2 separate regions of the Homo sapiens genome follow, and region 1 is linked to region 2. A link is a contact called in ENCODE Hi-C or POLR2A ChIA-PET data. All regions are on one chromosome and are shown on one strand. Each heading gives the region's core, a stretch centred on a gene start or an enhancer-like site at or near the end of the contact. The rest is flanking DNA. Distances are from core to core; before and after follow the strand shown. Region 1 holds the start of OCLN (occludin). Region 2 holds the start of CCDC125 (coiled-coil domain containing 125).

What was found. A loop is a pair of places that touch in the nucleus more often than their neighbours do. ChIA-PET counts read pairs that join two places held with the same protein, here RNA polymerase II (POLR2A). Pooled maps may share reads with other maps.
Region 1: a loop to region 2 is called in a pooled map, with 12 times the contacts of the local background. The contact joins the promoter of OCLN here to the promoter of CCDC125 in region 2. A Hi-C loop is called at or near these places in 3 of 50 pooled maps. POLR2A ChIA-PET finds 5 or more read pairs at or near these places in 4 of 52 experiments (A549, Panc1, T-cell and 1 more).

What each region holds. Positions count from the first base shown.
Region 1 is chr5:69,491,384-69,494,083 of GRCh38, reverse strand. It overlaps OCLN (occludin), which reads right to left and starts at 1,294. Exons shown (of 9, transcript NM_001205254.2): 1 at 1,184-1,294.
Region 2 is chr5:69,331,397-69,334,096 of GRCh38, reverse strand. It overlaps CCDC125 (coiled-coil domain containing 125), which reads left to right and starts at 1,296. Exons shown (of 12, transcript NM_176816.5): 1 at 1,296-1,448. It also overlaps the pseudogene CHCHD2P2.

The DNA.
Region 1 (2,700 bases), core at 45-2,544, 160 kb before region 2:
TGCCTTCATGGGAAACGTTTCTCTTTTCCAGGTATCCCAATAATACACCTGTTGCCTAAGGGCCACACACTGACTGGCCTGGAAAGCCGCCGCCTCCTCCTCGAGCAGGGTAATTCCCCAAGCGGGCAGTGTGGCCAGCGAGCCCCGGGTCCGGCCTAAGGATGCCGCGGCTTTTCCCTCGGGCCCGGTGGCTTCCCGAGGAGCGCGAGGGGCTCGGCGCCGCTCCCAACCCCTAGGCGCAGAGGCCATCTTGGCCCTCGACCCCTGCTCCCCGCACGCTTCCTCCGACGCAGGCAACATGGCTGGCGCGCGGGGCCGGCCCAGTCCCGGAGGTCCCCAAACTCCGTGGCCCGGCTGGGCGCGGGTCCCGGCTTCCGTGCGCACCGAGGCGCTCCCAGGCAGCGCGCGCCCACGTTCGCCGGGCAGGCACCGCCCGGAGGCAGTTCCGCCCCCCTGGGGGCAGCCCTTTTGGTCACGGATGAGAATCCGAAGCGTGAGCAGCTTCCCTCGAAGTCCAGCCTCACTCGAAATTAACTCCCCGCCCCCCAGCTTAAATCGACGCGGGTTCACACAACTCGCAACAAGTGGATTCGAAGTAGCCAGTGTGGCCCACACCGTGACTCCTGGAATATTTCACAGATTGAATCCAGCCCCCGTCTCCCCGGGATATCCAAAGGGGTGGGGTGGGAGCGGAAGGAATGAAATTCCCCCCGGGATCTAAGCCGCCCGGGCCGCCGAACAGCCGCCTCGCTGCAGCCTCAGGCTTAGGACCCCCAAGGAGCTGGGCGCAGGATCCCTCTCCATGAAGGCCGCCCCCCCAAACTGCAGCCCCAGAGCGGATGCAGGATCGTCGCTGTTCAGGAATGTCGTGCCCCATAAAAGTGAAAAGTTGCCCGCGCCGCTGAGGCACTGCTAGCTTTCAGCGTTTCCGCGGAATAAAGCTTGATCGGCGGCTCCAAGCCACCCCTCGCCCCAGGAGGCAGCCTCCCAAGTTGGCCGGTGCTGCTCTCTCCGCAGACCCGCGCCTCTCTGGTTCCCACGAGTCCCAGCTCGGGGACGAAACTGCCACCGAAACCAGCGCGGAGCGTCCTCCCCCCGGCACCTCCCCTAACATAGTCGCCGCGGTCCCCCCACGGGGACCCTCGGGCTCCCGTGCGCCCCTGACGCCGCGCCCAACACTCACCCGCTCGCCGCAACTGGGCCCGACCCTCCGGGGGCCAACGGTGCCAGGGAGCGCGCTCACCTGGCGGGCGCACCTGACGCCGCACCGACCGCCAGCGCTCAGCCGGGGACTGGGCTGGGGACGTCTCCTCCCCCTTCTCCCTCTCCTTTCCCTCCTCCCTACAACCGGCCCTGCCCCCGGGCATGCGCACCAACGTGGAAGGGGGTGCGGGAAGCCTGCGGGCCAGCGCCGCGAGTCCCACCTGCTGCGTCCTAGACCGGCTCCTCGGCGCTCTGGACCTGGCTCTCGGTTCCTGCCGCCTCCGCCAGAGGAAGCAGGGAGGGAGAGGTGGACGCGGGAGTGTAGGTGTGGTGTGTCGGCCTCCTCCCTCGGTGACCAATTCACCTGAAACTCGGATGGGAGGGGGCGGGAGGACGCGGTCCTGCTTCCCACACCCTGCCAGCGCGCTGTTAAAGGAACCGCGCGACGTTGCGGCCCGAGAGGCGGGGCGCAGAGGAGAGGCGCGGGCTCCTAGGGGGCAGCACGGATGGGGGTCCCTGACCACCCCGGGGTGCGTTCGGTGCTCCGCCTGCTTCGGATGGAACCTTGGGGTGTCTGATGGAGAGAGGCCGAACGAGGTCCAGAGGGGACTGTTTCCTCCGGAAAGAGGGTCCAGGCACTCAGCACTTTGATAGGAAAGGCACGTCCTCACAGGACACTTTTCTGCTTCCAGAATTTGATTAAACTGTTGCTGGAAAAAGGCATCTAGATGTATTGCTCCAACGAAAGACTCCTGGGAAAATTTCAAAAGTCGTGTGTAAACATTGGCGCTGTTTCTGAATCTCTAGATTCAGAATAAGAGACAATTACTTAGAGGGGTTAAAATGAGGGTGAACTACTGTAGGTGTTAGTTGCCATCCAGCAGGCTAAAGTGCATAATACAGTTTACACATCACCACCCCAGGGTCCTCTCCTGCCCACCCGGTCCGCTCTTGAGGACCGGGAAATTTAAACTATTATGGCTCTTTGGCCTGAGAAAAAGCACCTTATACGTTGTTTACCAACCTGTAGTGCTTTAAGAACAACACTACTTAAAAAGCAAAATAAACTTGGTTTACTTTTTTTTTTTTTTTAAGAAAACGAAAAAGCACCTTAGTTCCGGGTGCTGTATTCTATTTCTTGATCTGGATTCTGTTTCCAAGGGAAATTTCATAGTCTGCACTTAACACTGTGTATATTTTTATGTATGTTGGTTGTTTTTCAACATATTTTTTAATTGTACTCCAGGATGTGGCAATTATAGTTCTTGGCATTTAACTATCTGCATTGAAAGCGAACTTTTAGGTTTCTTACATCCTGCTTGTCTTTGTGTTCCAATCTGGAATGTCAGCATTGCTAATAAATTTCTATCCAATCCCACCCACTTCTCTACCTTTAATTAAATGGTTAGAGATGTGACTCTCCCATACATTAGATCTTAAGGCACAATTCATACTTGAGGAAGTAAAAGCACTATATAAATATGAGGTATTTCAGAT
Region 2 (2,700 bases), core at 47-2,546:
TGCAGTGGTTGCCATCTGGGCCATCAGACCTGGCTGCCGGGGCGCAGCAGCAGAAGAGCCAACTACAGATGGGGGTGCCGCTGCTGGTGGCTGAACGACTGGTACTGGCCTGGGTGCAGCTCTCATCTGAGGGGGCCTGGCTGGCCGGAGGGGCCATGCGGGAGGTGCGGCTTCGGCTTCCACGCGGCATCCTAGGTACGCGACGGCTCGGCCTCCGGACGTGTGACGACCGGCTAAATTTTGTATTTTAGTGGAGATGGGGTTTCACCATGTTGGCCAGGCTGGTCTCAAACTTCTGACCTCAGGTGATCCACCCACCTTGGCCTCCCAAAGTGCTGGGTTAACAGGCGTGAGCCACCGCACCTGGCCCGATCTACCCTTCTCTTACAGGATTCCTAGAGACTTAATATTTTGGTTTTGGTTTGTTTCTTTTTTGAGACAGGGTCTCCACTCCGTCGCCCAGGCTGGAGTGCAGTGGTCACTGTAGCCTGGATCTCCCAGGCTCACGGGATCCTCCCACCTGACGGCCTCCCGGCCTCCTGAGTAGCTGGGACTACAGGTACGCACCACCACACCCGCTACTTTTTAATTATTTTTTTTTTTTGAGACGGAGACTCGTTCTGTTGCCCAGGCTGGAGTGCAGTGGCACGATCTTGGCTCACTGCAAGCTCCGCCTCCCGGGTTCACGCCATTCTGCCTCAGCCTCCTGCGCAGCTGGGACTACAGGCACCCGCCACCACGCCCGGCTAATTTCTTGTATTTTTAGTAGAGAAGGGTTTTCACTGTGTTAGCCAGGATGGTCTCAATCTCCTGACCTCGTGATCCACCCGCCTCGGCCACCTAAAGTGCTGGGATTACAGGCGTGAGCCACCGCGCCCAGCCCTACTTTTTAAATTTTTTGTAGAGCGGGGTCTCACTATGTTGGCCATGCTGGTCTCGAATTCCTGGCCTCAAGCGATCCTCCCGCCTTGGCCTCCCAAAAGCTGGGATTACAGGTGTGAAACCCCGCGCCGGTCTGAACCTCAATGTTTGAACCACCAAATTTTACCTGTATTGACACAGGCCCCGTCTTGTTGTTTTTCTAAATCTCATGTCATTGTTTGCATATTGGTTACCCGTGGTTGGCTTTGGAGCTGAAGGTGGACAGAGCTAACATCAGGTTGCACACAGGAACACAGTGAGGTCGCGAAAAAGTAGCGCGAGCTGCCTCCATGGCCCAGGGCGACCTCACCGGCGTTTCCTGTCTGGGACTGCGCCCACGCGGTCACGTGGTGGCCCGGAGGACGCGCGGCGGCAGCGGCGCACGCGCACGGAGAGGAGGCTACTTGCCAGGTGAGCGAGCTGAGTGGGGCGCCGGGGCGGTAGGAGGGTGCTGTTCGCTGAGCTGGAGTCCGGGCTCCGGTCCCCGCCACGGACCTTGAGAGGGTACCCGGGGTCAGACCTGGCAGGTGGGAACCGGGAGTGGGGAGGACCCAGGGCAGGGGCGGGATGCGCAGATTCGTGGAAACTCTGCAGGTTGTGGACAAACTGCCCAAATCCTTTTCCCTGAATGCCAGTTTAATGGCCTCGTCTGATAAGAAAAAAATAAGAAATAGATTTCAGAGACCCTATTTCTCTCTCTGCCTCTCCACCTGCTTTACTTTTTTTCTCTTCTGTTAATTTTGAGCCTTATAAAACTATAGCGCCAGTATCCTGGTTTGGATCCTGAAACAGAAAAAGACATTAGTGGAAAAAATAATAAAGGCTGTGGTTTAGTTAATAGCACGTACCCATGTTAATTTCTTAATTTCGACAAATTGTACACAAATGTTGACATTAGAGGAATTTGGGTAAAAGGTACACAGGAATTCTTAGTACTATCTTTGCAATTTACTGTACATCTAAAATTATTCTAAAATGAAAAGTTAAGAAACAAAATCCTAAAGCAAAGTGCAGCAGGCCATTGTTCACCAGGGAGGGCTCAAGTTAGTTCCTCTTTGTCATGGAGTTAGGCATGTTTGACCAACTTGTTTGCTAAGGCAGAGTTGTCAGGCTACTGAATGTAGATTCTTCTGTCCAAAGGTTTCCGGGCAGGAATCGGTTTTCTCTTTCGATTCTGTCAAATATCTTTGGAACACATGTTGTGCATAAGCAAACGAGACACACAAAGTCTCTGCATAAGGGAATATACAGTCAGTCTAGGTCAGGTAGGAAGTAAGCACTATTAAAAAGATTCAGTAAAACCTCCCAGAACTGGGAAGACTCAGATGTGGAAGAAATCACATCTGGTCCAAGGGAGTCAGGAAGGCTACTGGAGGGAGTGCTGTCCTGAACTGAGGGGGCTCTGAGAAGAAACAGCATTCCTGGGGTGAAGAATGGCACCAATAGAGGCTTGCAGGTGACCAAGCTGAGCTGAGGGAGGAGCCCTGGGAGCAAGTGCAGTTCCTCTTACGTGGAAGCGCAGAGTACATCCAGGGAGTACTGCCAGATGAAACTGGAGGTGAAAACTGTAGCTTTGTTGTAGAAAACAGGGTGACACTTCAGTTGGATACATTATTTTTATTTTTATTTTTTTGAAACGGAGTTTCGGCTGGGCGCAGTGGCTCACGCCTGTAATTCCAGCACTTTGGGAGACCGGTGAGCAGATCTCCTGAGGTCTGGAGGTCTAGACCAGCCTGGCCAACATGGTGAAACCCCGTCTCTACAAAAATACAAATATTA